Regions from separate parts of the Homo sapiens genome. Here all the other regions are linked to region 1. Evidence: chromatin contacts called from ENCODE Hi-C or POLR2A ChIA-PET data. All regions are on one chromosome and are shown on one strand. The core of a region is the stretch at or near the end of the contact, and the rest is flanking DNA. Distances in the headings are between cores, read along the strand shown. Region 1 holds the start of MMP24OS (MMP24 opposite strand). Region 2 holds the start of ROMO1 (reactive oxygen species modulator 1). Region 3 holds the start of CPNE1 (copine 1). Region 4 holds the start of ERGIC3 (ERGIC and golgi 3).

Region 1 (3,462 bases), core at 641-3,140:
GCTGGTGCATCCCAAGACTTCAATTGAAGACCAGGATGAGCTGTCCTCTCTTCTTCAAGTCCCCCTTGTGGTAAGCATTCCTGTCCTCTGAACCCCGTCTCCCGAGGCAGATCCTTTTGCCTAGTGTTTGGGAGTCTGGGTCATTACCTGCCACAGTTTGGGACTGGGGCTGCAGGTCAGGGAGGAGCAGGGTTTGGGGAGAGTCTTCATTGAGGAGGGAGAGAATTTGGTGCCGTGACTCACATTGAGCCCATCCCTTGGCAGGCGGGGACTGTGAACCGAGGCAGTGAGGTGATTGCTGCTGGGATGGTGGTGAATGACTGGTGTGCCTTCTGTGGCCTGGACACAACCAGCACAGAGCTGTCAGTGGTGGAGAGTGTCTTCAAGCTGAATGAAGCCCAGCCTAGCACCATTGCCACCAGCATGCGGGATTCCCTCATTGACAGGTACCTGGGGCCTCTCCTTTCTTCTGCTCAGGGTTGGGGGTTAACTTGCATTTTGAGAGTATGGGGAAAAGATGTCATCTAGAATGGGAGCCTACCAGTTTGTTCTGGTAGCTTCTCGAGTGTGAGAGCATATCTGTACACTGCTGAGCAGATAAGAGCCAGCATATTCAAAAAATATTTCTTGAGCATCTGCTAATCCTCATCTTTGTGGTTTTTCAGGGCTAGGATACTAGAGCAGTAGCTGCTTGAGCAGCTTGTCAGAGCTGGTCCCGGGATGAGGGCTGAGGCAGGCACCTCACTTGAGAGTGAGGTGGGCTCTGTGAAACAGCTACTGACCGTGCGCTTTCCTTTCTCTTCAGCCTCACCTGAGTCACCTTCCAAGTTGTTCCATGGGCTCCTGGCTCTGGACTGTGGCCAACCTTCTCCACATTCCGCCCAATCTGTACCGGATGCTGGCAGGGAGGTGGCAGAGAGCTCACTGGGACTGAGGGGCTGGGCACCCAACCCTTTTCCACCTGTGCTTATCGCCTGGATCTATCATTACTGCAAAAACCTGCTCTGTTGTGCTGGCTGGCAGGCCCTGTGGCTGCTGGCTGAGGGTTCTGCTGTCCTGTGCCACCCCATTAAAGTGCAGTTCCCTCCGGGCCATTCTGAATGTGATGTTTGGGGCCCTCAGCCTGTGTACAATCCCTGCACTCTCCAGTTGTTCCAGCATTCTGGGAAGATAGGGTGGGATGAACACAACACACACCCAACCCAGTTCACCACCTCCACACACGCCATTCCCTTCTCCTCTACCATCAGGATGTGAGGCTTCATCCTGGGGCAAGAAACACTCTCCACTACAGTTCTCCTTTTTTCTTTTTTCTTTTTGAGGCAGTGTCTCCCTCTGTCACCCAGGCTGGAGTGTTGTGACGCAAGGATGGCTCACTGTAGCCTTGACCTGTTGGGCTCAAGCGATCCTCTCGCCTCGTTTATTTTTTTGTAGAAACGAAGTCACTGTGTTGCCCAGGCTGGTTTATACTCCTGAACTCAAGCGACCCACCGCCTCGGCCTCCCAAAGTGTTGGGATTACAGGCGTGAGCCACGGCGCCCGGTCTAGTTCTCACAGTTTTCACCCGACTTCTGCGCCGGTCTTCTCTGGCCTTGAAAGGCAGAGAGTCCGTTCCGATTTTCCCCTGAGCTGGGCAAGTCCCCTGTGAGAGCTCTGGGGCATCTGGCTTCGGGGCATTCTTTGACTAAGGTGGATGGAGGTTGCAGGTCTTTTCCTGGGTGGGCGTGGGGCGGGGCAGCGGGTTCCCAGCGTCCTCCTGGCCTGGGCGTCTTGGAGGCTGTTGGGGTGCATTCCGTCCCCTTGCGCGGGGCGGGGCCTTGAGGCGCTGGGGCGGGATTGGCGGGGGACGGTCGCGGAGCCCCGCCCCGAAGCACAGGGTCGAGTCCCTTCTTTCCGCTCCAACGCACGGAGGGTGAGGTCGGTACGCGGTGGTGGCGTCACGGCGCCAGCTCCTCCCGACGCCGAGGTGGGTTCCGGGAGACCCGCGGGTCTGGCTGCGAGAGGTGAGGGCAGAGCCGGGGCGGGGCCCTAGCGGGGTGTCCCGGCGACCCAGACCTTAAAGGGCTTCTCTTCTTGCAGACCATGGGGGCTCAGCTAAGCGGCGGCCGCGGCGCCCCGGAGCCTGCGCAAACCCAGCCCCAGCCCCAGCCCCAGCCTGCGGCGCCGGAGGGCCCGGAACAGCCCCGGCATCCGCCCCAGCCCCAGCCCCAGCCCCAGCCCCAGCCCCAGCCCGAGCCCAGCCCGTGGGGGCCGCTGGACGACGTGCGCTTCCTCATCGCCTGCACTTCCTGGTACTGACGGCGTCCTCCGCAGGATGTCGCCCGTCTGTCCGCCGTCCCCTGTGGTTCTTGCCTGCCTTGTCTCCTCTCCCCACGTCCCTGCGTCTCTTACACCCCCTCCCACCCGAGGCTCCCCAGAGATAGCAGAGAATTCGAAGAGGTCGCCGGGGACTGGAAAGAAGTCCCGGCAGGGCCGCCTTCGCAGTCTACACCCCAGCCTGCTTCCCAGCCTACACCCAGACCCAGCTCAGACCTTCGTGACCACCCCATCCCTTTCTCCGGCTGGCTGGGTCGGGGGCATCCCTCTCTGTCGCTGGCTTCCAGAGGCAGGACAGGCCTCCTGGTAAGCCCGCAAAGTTGCTGACCTCCTGACTTCGTCTGCCTTTTATTAATATCTGTATTGCTGATAACCGTGCTCTTGACTATGTGTCCCAGGTCATGTCCCAGGTCATGGAGAAGCCCGTGCCACAGTGACCCTCCCCATACTCCTGGGGGGGCTGCTCTCCATCCTGGATCGTAAGGAGGCATCATCAGGCTGTGTTCCTGGAACCCCAATAACCCTGGGCCCCCAGGGCCAGCCTGTTGTAGAGGGAGGCTATCTGACCGCCGGTCTGGCAGAGGAGATGGGTGGGCAGCTCCCAGACACCCCAAAGGACCCGGTTCTCTTCCCAGAGCGTCCTAAGGTTACTCTTGGAACCTGATCTTTGTTCCCTCATCCCAGGGAAATGACACACTCTGTATTTCTGTTTTATTTAGAAATGATTTAAAAAACATTATACAAAGGCTGATCAGTTTAAAATGTGACTGACACTGAAATGCTGTGATGTCCCCCAGGCTGAGGGGAAGCTAGGCTCTGGGGCCCCCAGTGCTTTGCCCCTCTGTCTGCCCTGTCCTGGGGTGATGGACAAACAGATGACCACAGGCAGGAGAATCTGAGATTGGAAGCCTCTAGGCTGAGCCCTCTGGGCCTGGCCCCACATCCCTCACCTCTGCAGCCTGGGCTGCCTGCCTCCATCTCCTGTTCATTCTCAGCTGGCCTGCCAGGAGCCAATGGGGAGCCTGGCGGGAGGCGGGGGTGCCTAGAGCTTTCAAGAAGTGAGAGCACCAACCTGAGGAGTGGACAGGGACCAGGAAGTGGGGGAAGGGAGGCCAGGAAGAGGTGGATACAGGAGACACTTCTCAT
Region 2 (3,462 bases), core at 588-3,087, 420 kb before region 1:
TTTTTTGAAGTAGTTTTTCTCCTTTAAAATGGTGACCGTAGTAACAAGCACAGAGTTGTACTGAGTAATTAGTTGAATAGTATCTATGGAAAATACTAGACACTCCCAAGTTTTCCAATTTTGGATTAAGAGAGGCAGGCCTTGTGAAAGAGATACTAACCCTAGTCATTACGTTAGTCCATCTCTTTAGTGCAGAAGATCCTTGGCAAAGCTGGATAATAGGCTGAGAGAAGAATATTCCTTTAAGAGAGGGACACTGACTACTCAAAGACTTTCTTTTATTAGTACATGGGCTGGGATTGATGGGAAGGGACAGATGTAGTTGGCAACCATGGTTAGCATCGGATGCCCATCCCAATGGCCATGAATGTGCCAAAGGTGCCGCCACTCTGCATCATGGTTTTCCCAATGCCGCCCATCAGCTCTCGACCCCGCATTCCGATCCTGAGGAGGAAACCAAGATGGAGCTATTTGGTAACAAAAATATCAGAAAGAGTATTAACTGCTCCTTTCCAATTTTTTGCTAACACTAGTCTAGCAACCCCTACATCTGATTTTCCACTTACTGGATATTATATCTTACTACCTGGGGTGGGTAATGAGAAGGAAAAAGATCCATCTGGGTCTCCAGGGTATTTTTCTGGTGGATGTCGTATTAACTGCCTTCAGTTTGTGGGAGGCAGCAGATGCAGTGTAAAATACATAGAGAAACCAGCTTTTTTGACTGGTGTTGCCTGCAGTTTAAGACCCAATAAAGACATCTGTCTTTTAGTTTCTTGGTGTTAATGATTTTGGAGTAAGGTGGGGGTTCAAGAGTCAGCTCTACAATTTACACATAGTGTCAAGTGTAAAATGGGCATCTCAACATTATTTACAGGATTTTGAAAACTACAGTATTTAGCACAGTGCTTAACATAGAGTAAGTGCTCTGTAAATGATAATTTACAATCTAGGGATATGGCAATAACAGCCTCTAAATGTGAAAATGACCTTTAGAGTGTAAAGTTTAACTGCTTTATCTCTGTATCCTGTATCCAGAATAGTAAAACCGCTGAACGAGTTTCTTTCCTTATGCGCAATTGGAAAAAAAAATAAAAGCAACAGTAGTAACTAGTTACTGAGCACTTAATATGTGCCAGATGCTGTGCAAAGTGTGCTGATCGAATTTTTACAACTCTATAAGTTAGATGCTACTGTCTTCATTCTACACTTAAGGAAACCCAGTCTCCAACTTGCCTAAAGTCACCGAACCAGTAAGAAAAGGGCCAGAAAGCATTTTGACTCTAAAGCTCAAATTCTTAAGCACTGACGCTTCCAACCTGACTTTACAGATTGAAGGTGGTTTGGAATGAGTCTGGCTCGCGAGGGGACAGAGAGGGAAGTCGAAAGAAGGAGGCTGTGTTCAGGCTCCAGGCCGAATGGGGCAGGGCCGGAAGGTCTGGTTGTCCTGCCCAGAGATCACCGCCCGCGCCCCTCACCTGAGACAGGAAAAGGTGCCGAAGAGCGCCCCGGCCGCCATGCCCACGGCGCAACCCATCACGAAGCCCATTTTGACACGGTCGAAGCAGCTTGGCTGGGACTGTCCGTAGGGACCCACGGCCACCGGCATCTGCGGGGGATAGGAAAGTGTGGGCCCAGGCGCTGGCCCAAGAGTCGGGCGGGGACGGAAGCGGTAGGCTGGGAAGTGGGCCCAAGGGCTCAGGGGAAGTAAGGGAAGGAAAATCAGTGGGTAGCCCGACTCCACCACCCTCTTCGCGTTCCGGCCCCGCGTCGCCCGGCGCCTACCTCACCTCGCTCGCGGGCTGGGTCGCTCAGCTCTACGTCTCTCACGGAAAACGACGGGGAGGGCGCTCGCGGCCCGATGAATCGCTTCCGGAGCGCCGGGCAGCACTTCCGGGAGCCTGGGGCCCAGGACTGCAGCGGCTTCGGAAGGTGGGCTCTGCCAGCGGGACCATGCTGCTCCGAGCCGCTTGGAGGCGGGCGGCAGTGGCGGTGACAGCGGCTCCAGGGCCGAAGCCCGCGGCGCCCACTCGGGGGCTGCGCCTGCGCGGTACGCTCGGGTCCCGCTCTCCGGGAGGCGCGGACCTGTCCCCTCCGCGCGGCGACGCAACTGAATATTCCGGAGCCTTCCTGTCCACCCTGCTGCCCAGACCCTCTGACCCTTCTCTCAAATGACACATCCCTCAAACTTTCTTAGGCGGGTCCCCGAACGGTTGACCCCGGCGCACCACCCCTCGCACCCTGCGCGACAGGCCCCCAGAGCCGTGGAGGCGCGTCCTTCAGACCGCTCCTGGCCAAGTTACAGATGCTGCTCCGGGCTCCCGTGCAGACCGTTACCTTCGGTCAGAAGGGACTGCACCTACTCTGGCTCCACGTTCCTTCTAAACGTCTTTGCCCTTTAGAGCCTTCCTTCCTACGATACCATTTGAATATCAACTCAACACCCCCTCCAGGAACCCTCTCTCCCTCTCCCTTACCTCCTTTTACAGCGTGTCAGGTATCTGGTGTTGTTTTCTTTCCATTGAGATTCGACCCTAGCATCCCTTACACTTATCTCACCTCCAGCCAGATTTTTCCTTCTGCCCTTTGGATGCCATGCGTTCATAGTTGCCTTCGGTCTTACTTGGCTACTCCGTTCCATTTTTTATCAGTTGGAGACCGTGCTCCTCAGTCTGCGGTTCCCGCAGATACAGCCGCTGCCCCGGAGGTGGGGCCAGTGCTGCGACCTCTCTATATGGATGTGCAAGCTACAACTCCTCTGGTAAGGATGAAGCTTTTCCCAAGGCTGCTTATAGGAAGTAAATGATGGGCGTGATCACGCAAAGAAATGGCTGAATCCCTGGAGAAGTGAGAGCCGTGAAGGTGTGCTGGAAAAAGCACTGAGCGAGGAGTCGGGAGGCTTAAATTCGAGGCCACTGGCATTGGCTTTACTACTCACTAGCAATTGACCTTGGTCAGATCACTTCAGCGCAGGCTCTATAGTATTAGTTAAAAGCATGGGCTCTGGAATGAGCAGAACGGCCACTTAGTAACTGTGTGAACTTGGACAAGTATTAAACGGGTTAAAAGACTAATGCAAGTTTTCACCAATGTGTGACCAGGGGTGTTTGCCTAGGCCCTGTCCTGTCCCAGCCCCTTATAGATCACATTACCTGGCAGGAATGGAAACACCAGCAGAAACAGATGTCGGAACAAGGCAGTGTTTGTAGACTACCTGAGGGGAGGCAGAACAATCCGAGTTGGGATGGGTTGTGAGTGGGAGTGTATTAGGTTGATATTTGGTGGGTAGTTTTGTGGGAACAAAAGAATGTTTGAGGCCTCCTCTAGGCAGTGCCTGAGGGGTTGAGAGTGTCTTAAGGCAGGGTGGCCAGGTCTGAGGGGTGGAGTGGGACCTGAATTGACGATGCGCTCAAGGAAAATGATCTGTTCTGTTGTGTTCAGGACCCCCGGGTGCTTGATGCC
Region 3 (3,462 bases), core at 428-2,927, 390 kb before region 1:
CCTCGGACTCCTGGGCTCAAGGGATCCTCCTGCCTCTAACTCCCGAGTAGCTAGGACTACAGACTTAAGCCACCACATCCAGCTTTTAATTAGCAGGGGCATGAAGTTCGGGGGGCTAGGCCCAAAGCGGCTTGAGAACAGCTTTCTTTTTTTTTTTTTTTGAGATGTAGTCTCGCTCTCCTGATGGTCTCCATCCCCTGACCTCGTGATCCTCCCACCTCGGCTTCCCAAAGTGCTGGGATTACAGGCGTAAGCCACCACGCCCAGCCAGAGAATAGCTTTTTCTATAATAAAATAATACTATAGTGAAGCCGTGGAGGGGTCACGATGGATTTAATTTTTTTTTTTTTTTTGAGACGGAATCTTGCTCTGTCGCCTAGGCTGGAGTGCTATGGCGTTATCTTGGCTCACTGTAACCGCCACCTCCCGGATTCAGGCGATTCTCCTGCCTCAGCCACCCTGGTAGCTGGGACCACAGGCGCCAGCCAGCACGCCCAGCTAATGTTTGTATTTTTAGTAGAGACGAGGTTTCGCCATGTTGGCCATGCTGGTCTTGAACCCCTGACCTCAGGTAATCCGCCCGCCTCGGCTTCCCAAAATGCTGGGATTACAGGCGTGAGCCACTGCGCCCTGCCCTAGATTAAAACTCTTTTTTTGTTTTTTTTTCTGAGACGAAGTTTCGCTTTTGTCATCCAGGGTGGAGTGCAATGGCGCCATCTGGGCTCACTGCAACCTCCACCTCCCGGGTTCAAGCGATTCTCCTGCCTCAGCCTCCCAAGTAGCTGGGACCACAAGCACCGCCACCACACCCAGCTAGTTTTTGTATTTTTAGTAGAGGCTGGGTTTTGCCTTGTTGGCCAGACCGGTCTCGAACTCCTGACCTCATGATCCGCCCTTCTCGGACTCCCAAAGTGCTGGGATTATAGGCGTGAGCCACCGCGCTCGGCCTGTATAAACTTTTTTTTTTTTTTTTTTTTTTTTTGAGATGGAGTCTTGCTCTTTCGCCCAGGCCGGAGTGCAGTGGCGCAATCTCGGCTCACTGCAAGCTCCGCCTCCCAGGTTCACGCTATTCTCCTGCCTCAGCCTCCCGAGTAGCTGGGACTACAGGTGCCCGCCACCACGCCCGGCTAATTTTTTGTATTTTTTAGAAGAGACGGGGTTTCACCGTGTTAGCCAGGATGGTCTCGATCTCCCGACCTCGTGATCCGCCCGCCTCGGCCTCCCAAAGTGCTGGGATTACAGGCGTGAGCCACCGCGCCCGGCCCCCGGCCTGTATAAACTCTTAAATGGGAAAAAAGAATCAGGTTTTGGCTGTTTTGTCAGGATATAATAACTAGCCACCACGTTGTGGTCCATTTAATCCTCAAAAAACTTAGAGGTAAGCACAATTCGCTCCTTCCGCGGAAACTGGAAGACGTGAAGCAATTTGCACAGTCTTGCAGTGAAGGGCCAAGCTAGACACTCATACCCAGCCCACCCGCCAGGGCCACTAGCCCAAGGTCGGTCCTGTGCGCCAACAGTCGCAAGCAGGGACTGAATATCCCCCTCTTAGCACAAAACCCAGTAACTTCCGGGAGATCGCCCGAGACCGTCAGCGCGCTTGCGCGGCCCCTTGACGTCAACCACGCCGTTCCTCCCCCTTCTGGAACGCGGAGCCGCTGAGCGGGCCGACGGCCATTTTGTGAAGCGGCGAAGGAGGTGGTGGCTGCGTTGGGCTCCGGGAAGCCGTTCGGGCTGGGGCTGTCGGCCGCGGGGCGGAGGCACTCGCGCGGGGGGTAATTCGGGGTCTGGGTTCTGGTGCCGCGCAGCTTTCCCCGGTAAGACTCCCGCAGCCCCTGAACGGGTGGGGCTGTGCGGGGCTCGTGGTGCCCCTTGGTGGCCCGGGGCGGGGCCTTCGGAGGCCTTCGAGCCCGCGGCAACTAGCGCCCCACACAAAGGGTCGAGGCAGGGCTGCAGGGGGAGTGGGATGCCACTTAGGCCTCTGAGATCTGAGAGGATGCAAGGAGGACGCAAGAGGATGAGCCTGCGTACCGAAGTGGGGACGAGGCCATAGCGAGGACTCCCCCGTGGTCTGAGAGGGGGCAGGCCAGAGCTGGCTGGCTCAGCGGCCTGCGAGCTAACGGGGACTGCAGTAAAAACACGCCTACATCCCGAGTACGGAGGATTTCTTGTCTCCCCCAGTGAAGCAGAGGTTATAACTACATCTCTGTGCCTGGAGGTGGGGAGATAATCGTAGTGAGGACACTCCTTCAACCCGAAATGGAAAGGAGGCCTTTGTGGCCTACCAGCAAAAGGGGACCCAGGTCACACCTGTGGGGAGGAAGCTGTAGTCGGTACACTCCTGTGAGTTCAGAAAGGAAGTGTCACAACCGGCCGCCTTCGTGGCCTGAAGGTGGAGGGGTTTGCAGTGAAATGCCTCCGAGGTCCATTGCTGGGGAGGGGCTTTACTCGAGGGTGTAGCAGTTTTGAGAAGCCGGCGTCTGAAGCTAGGAGGTGAGGGGGTGGGGTGAGTACGCCTCCTGAGGCTCTGAGAATTGTAGTAAGATGCCAGGCCTTTGGTCCCCCAGTAGGGAAGGGGCTGCTGTGAGCAGCACATTTACGGCTCCCTCGGGAGAGGATCCTGTGGCATTTCAGGAGGACGAGATCCAGTGGGCTGCGGAGGGTGGGTGCTTTTGATGGAGAGTTAATTGAGTTTCTCTGAAGCTTGGCTGCATTAGTTTGCAGCCACGTGAATTGGGTGGTGGGAGGGACTTTGAGGATCTACAGGTTAGTGACGGGGTTGGACGCCAGTGCAGCAGGCTTAGCTGCTAGGTTGTAAACGTACGGGCTTTTTGTGTGCCTCCAACGTGTGCTTTATAGTGACAAATCTGAGGGGCTCTTGTGAGGGTTACTCAGTATTAAGTGCTAAACATTTACTCATCTGCGTGGTGTCATGCTGAGAATTGCAGACTTTAAGAGATTTCTGGGCCCTAAAACCCTCCTTGGCTCCAGGATTCTCAGAGATAACCTAATATAAATTGAAGAAGTTGGTAGGGACCGTTTTATATTATTCAATAATAGAGTCAGTATAACCCACTGGAAAAAAGTGTGATGGCAACTGAAGGTTTGTTGAAGGGAGAGGCTAGGCTTGTGACTGCAGTATTTTAGAGCTTCTTGCTTGAATGGTTTGAAATGGTGTAATTTTTGCAAAATGCAGTCTTAGCAACAAGAATTGTCTGGGACCTTGTTAACTAGTGTATATTGTTAATGCATCTCAGAGCATTTGCAGTCGAGAAAAATCCCTCAAGTCTGGACACATAGGGAAATCTTGTTTTTTAAATTATAGAACTACAATACAAGACTGGTTGTACTTGTTTTTGAAATTTGGCAGTTTTGATAAGAATGGAGGATTTCTGGATTTAGTGGAAAGTGTGCAGACATTTTCAAAGAGTATAAAAAGTTGGGAAGAACTGTTACAGGTGG
Region 4 (3,462 bases), core at 475-2,974, 260 kb before region 1:
CTCCTCCAGTCATCTCCATCTCAAGTCATTCATTTGCTCAGGCTGAAAGCGTTGGAATCAACAACCATGACTTTGCTCTCCTCCACTCCACATCCAGTCCTATAGCAAATTATGTTGGTTCCACTGGTGTCCTGCATTAATCTGCTGAAACAACGAATGATAAAACTCCCCACCAGAGTAATCTCTAAGGTGTTAGAAATCCCAGCTTTGAGGACAGTTTGCTGTGGTGGGAAACTGAGTTAACGAAGGGAATTGGGAAGCCACCAAGATAAAGGAAAGGAAGGTAAAAGTGGGTACCCACTCTGTACCAGGCATTTTACACATATGACTTCATTTGATCTTACAATTCCATGTGGTTGGTACTACTGTTTTATTACCACTTTCTAGCTGAAGCTCACAGACTGCAGGAGACAAAGCTAGATGTGAACCCAGGCAATCTGACTTGAGAACCTAAATTCTCATTAAACCACCTGCATTCCAAAGGGGAAGAGCATTAAGGGCTGAATTAAGCCAATGGGCTGGGAAAGCAAACACTCAAAGAAGCCTGGGTCCATCTAGACAGTTCTACCAAGGCAAGAGCACATAAGACCTATCTTCAAACCTCTGGTATTCAAACTACCATCTGCAGGTATTGAGGACCTCTGAGAATAATAGCCAGGTAGATTACCTGACTCGATATGTATAGAGGATTTTAGCTCACTCTGACTCTTACTAGCTGGGGGACCCTAGGCAAGTCACTTGACTTCTCTAGCTCTTAGTTGTTTAATGTATCACTATGCCTGCCACAGTTCACTTGCTAGCAGATAGGCTTGGGTACATCCAGCTTTGGGATCTGAGACCCGGCCCCCTCCCCTGGTTACCATGCCGCTCAGCCTCTGAGCTCACGGGGATGCCATCTTTATCTAGTCGTTGCTTGAACAGGTTGTGTTCCACATCCAGCTGCTGTTCTCCGGCCACATCCATGGCATCAATACTCAGATCTGGAAGCAGGAAAATCAGGCTAAGGTACTGGGACCCTAGGGACAAGGGGATGTGGGTTTTGGAGGGGAAGGGGATACTGGGCCTGTCTTGGGGCAGAACGGGATGAGGAGAAGGAGGTTGTCCTGGGGTCCAGTCCAGAACCTAAGGGTGGAGGTGTGAATCTGGCAGCCCACATGAGAACCCTGGGTCTCTCCAGTCCCACCCATGGTGAGGTACTCACAGGCACAAGGCATGTGCGGAAAAAGTACATCGATGTTGATCTTCAGTTTATCTCCCCGCGACTTGTCCACGTAGAGCTCAGGATGCACCTGGGGCAGCGCTACCTCAGTAAGACTTAGCCCCAAACCTCTCCTTCCCCACTCCCACCCCTAAAGGTCCTACTCCTAGAATGCCAAGCCCCGCCCACGCACTAAGCCCCGCCCCTTACCTCCGTGGTGAGGTAATACTGCAGCTCGGACAGGAACAGTAGCAGCATGAGAAGGCCACTGACAATGGTCACTGCAGGACAAGGGGCGAGGGTCAGAATGGCCTCGAATCCGCTCCCTCAGACACCGGCAGGCCAGTCAGAGTCCAGGAGCCCGGGCTAAGCTCTAGGACGCCCCCCTCCACGCGACCCCGGCCCCGCTGCGGCCTACCGGTGGCGCCCCCGCAGGTCTTGACCCGGAAGTCCTCCAAAGTCTTGGGGTAGGCATCGAACTGCTTCAGCTTCCCCAGCGCCTCCATGGGGACCGGCCGGAAAGGGGACGCCAGCCGGCCCGCCCCTACAGACTCCCTCTTCCGGCCTGGAGCCACGCCCCCCTCTTTTTCCTCACGCAGGCGCAGCAAACCGCACGCTTGGCCCCACCTTTAGCCGCGTTCTCTTACAGGCGGCCCCGCCCAACGATGCTGCCACGCCCCCTTGCGCGGGCAATTGGGTCTGGAAGCTACTGCCCCGGCCTCCGCTGTCCGGGGCGGGATTTTGAGGACTGGGGTGCGAGGAGTTCTCTGCGGGGTTAGAAACGCTAATAGCACCGTTCGTGTGCCTTGTGCTCGGAACTGCACCAGGTGTTTAAGACTCTTGGAACATCTTGGAATATCCTGGAACAGTGGTTTTTCGAGTGTACCGGACCGGCCGCATCATTATCAACTGATTACCTATTAGAAATGCAAATAATTGATTCCCACCTACTGAAGCCGAAACGCTAGGAATGGCATCGGATGATTCTGATGTAAAGTAAGGGTGTCCGCCCTGAAAGCAGGTGTGACTTATCTCCGTTTTCCAAAGAGCAAACTGTGACCTGGAGAAGTTAAATAACTTGCCCAAGATCACAGCCAATTAATAGCAGGACCTGCTTCCAGCCCAGTTCTTCTGGACCTCAAAGTACTCTGGGAATCAGGGTCTTTTGGGTTGATTTTACCTAAACAGCGTCCCAGTGCTTCTCCTGAGCGCTGCTTTCTGAATATTACCCTAAATTGCTCTCCAGGCCCTGGGATCCTCACGGACACGCTCTATCCCTCCAGGTTTAGACTCAAGTGATATGGAGCTTAAGCTCTCCCTGACACTTCCCATTGCAGCCCAGTGTCTCTAGAGGGACAGCTCCCACAGTAATGCAGCTGCAATGAGTAAGATATAAAAGCTCATAGGCTTTCATACAGGAATTCCACTTTAGGAAGTAAAAGCACCATGTCAAGGTTAATAGAAAAATTTTGAAAAAGAAAAAATATGTAAGCAGCTATCCAAGGTTAACAGAAAAAAATTTTAATATAAGGATAAAAGTACCATGATCTGGGTGGTTGTTACACCTTAAGATATTGAATCTGTCTCTTAAAGATTTTAAGTGCACCACATCATAAAGATGTATGCATGAGATTGTTCAATGGCAAAAATCTGGAACCAGCCAGAATGCCCACTGATACATTAAATAAATTGAATAAATCACGATACACCCATTCTATGGAATATTAGGCCACTTTTCAAAAGAATGAGGTAGATTTACTCCTTTAGGTATACTAAGAATGTATTTTTAAGGGGGAAAAGATGCAAAGTAATGTGCATTCCATCATTCCATTTTTTAATTAAAAATTGGGCTGGGCACAATGGCTCACACCTGTAATCACAGCACTTTGGGAGACCGAGGAGGATCACATGAGGCCAGGAGTCTAAGACCAGCCTGGGCAACACAGCAAGACCCCACTCTACAAAAACTTTAAAAACTACATCTGTAACCCTAGCACTTCAGGAGGCCGAGCCAGGAAGCATCACTTGAGTTCAGGAGTTTGAGACCAGCCTGGTCAACATGGTGAAACCCCATCTCTACTAAAAATACAAAAATTAGCCAGGCGTGGTAGTGTGCTCCTGTAAACCCAGCTACTTGTGAGTCCGAGGCAGGAGAATCGCTTGAACCTGGGAGGCGGAGGTTGCAGTGAGCCGAGATCATGCCATTGCATTCCAGCCTGGGCGACAGAGTGAGATTCTGTCTCCAAAAATAAAAATAAAAATAA

The links. A loop is a pair of places that touch in the nucleus more often than their neighbours do. ChIA-PET counts read pairs that join two places held with the same protein, here RNA polymerase II (POLR2A). Pooled maps may share reads with other maps.
Region 2: a pooled map shows a loop between it and region 1 (5-fold over the local background). The contact joins the promoter of ROMO1 here to the promoter of MMP24OS in region 1. A Hi-C loop is called at or near these places in 5 of 50 pooled maps. POLR2A ChIA-PET finds 5 or more read pairs at or near these places in 3 of 52 experiments (PC-9, activated CD4-positive, alpha-beta T cell and activated T-cell).
Region 3: a map of naive thymus-derived CD4-positive, alpha-beta T cell shows a loop between it and region 1 (7-fold over the local background). The contact joins the promoter of CPNE1 here to the promoter of MMP24OS in region 1. A Hi-C loop is called at or near these places in 1 of 168 maps with a recorded cell type or tissue (naive thymus-derived CD4-positive, alpha-beta T cell) and 8 of 50 pooled maps. POLR2A ChIA-PET finds 5 or more read pairs at or near these places in 5 of 52 experiments (CD4-positive, alpha-beta T cell, Caco-2, MCF 10A and 2 more).
Region 4: a loop to region 1 is called in a map of B cell, with 10 times the contacts of the local background. The contact joins the promoter of ERGIC3 here to the promoter of MMP24OS in region 1. A Hi-C loop is called at or near these places in 2 of 168 maps with a recorded cell type or tissue (B cell and naive thymus-derived CD4-positive, alpha-beta T cell), 4 of 37 single-sample maps with no recorded cell type and 10 of 50 pooled maps. POLR2A ChIA-PET finds 5 or more read pairs at or near these places in 4 of 52 experiments (BJ, Caco-2, HepG2 and 1 more).

The regions. Positions count from the first base shown.
Region 1 is chr20:35,276,550-35,280,011 of GRCh38, reverse strand. MMP24OS (MMP24 opposite strand) reads left to right here and starts at 1,890. Exons shown (of 2, transcript NM_001355003.2): 1 at 1,890-2,003; 2 at 2,080-3,462. The coding sequence starts at 2,083. The coding sequence ends at 2,298. It overlaps MMP24-AS1-EDEM2 (MMP24-AS1-EDEM2 readthrough), which reads left to right and starts at 1,890. Exons shown (of 15, transcript NM_001355008.2): 1 at 1,890-1,966. It overlaps MMP24 (matrix metallopeptidase 24), which reads right to left. Exons shown (of 9, transcript NM_006690.4): 9 at 3,014-3,462. It overlaps EIF6 (eukaryotic translation initiation factor 6), which reads left to right. Exons shown (of 7, transcript NM_002212.4): 5 at 1-70; 6 at 265-446; 7 at 806-1,094. The coding sequence ends at 815. RefSeq lists silencers at 1,711-1,930, 2,021-2,240 and enhancers at 2,371-2,540, 2,661-2,760, 3,347-3,462.
Region 2 is chr20:35,697,780-35,701,241 of GRCh38, reverse strand. ROMO1 (reactive oxygen species modulator 1) reads right to left here and starts at 1,837. Exons shown (of 3, transcript NM_080748.3): 1 at 1,786-1,837; 2 at 1,479-1,609; 3 at 262-444. The coding sequence starts at 1,609. The coding sequence ends at 336. It overlaps NFS1 (NFS1 cysteine desulfurase), which reads left to right and starts at 1,890. Exons shown (of 13, transcript NM_021100.5): 1 at 1,890-2,050; 2 at 2,652-2,761; 3 at 3,442-3,462. The coding sequence starts at 1,954. RefSeq lists enhancers at 1,213-1,432, 1,004-1,663, 1,664-2,323 and a silencer at 1,923-2,112.
Region 3 is chr20:35,663,115-35,666,576 of GRCh38, reverse strand. CPNE1 (copine 1) reads left to right here and starts at 1,677. Exons shown (of 16, transcript NM_152925.3): 1 at 1,677-1,817. It overlaps RBM12 (RNA binding motif protein 12), which reads left to right and starts at 1,677. Exons shown (of 3, transcript NM_006047.6): 1 at 1,677-1,817. RefSeq lists enhancers at 1,709-1,758, 1,340-1,844, 2,029-2,138, 2,459-2,508, 2,349-2,854 and 1 more and a silencer at 1,816-2,110.
Region 4 is chr20:35,540,340-35,543,801 of GRCh38, reverse strand. It overlaps ERGIC3 (ERGIC and golgi 3), which reads right to left and starts at 1,724. Exons shown (of 13, transcript NM_015966.3): 1 at 1,617-1,724; 2 at 1,409-1,479; 3 at 1,202-1,289; 4 at 861-980. The coding sequence starts at 1,704. RefSeq lists an enhancer at 1,963-2,052.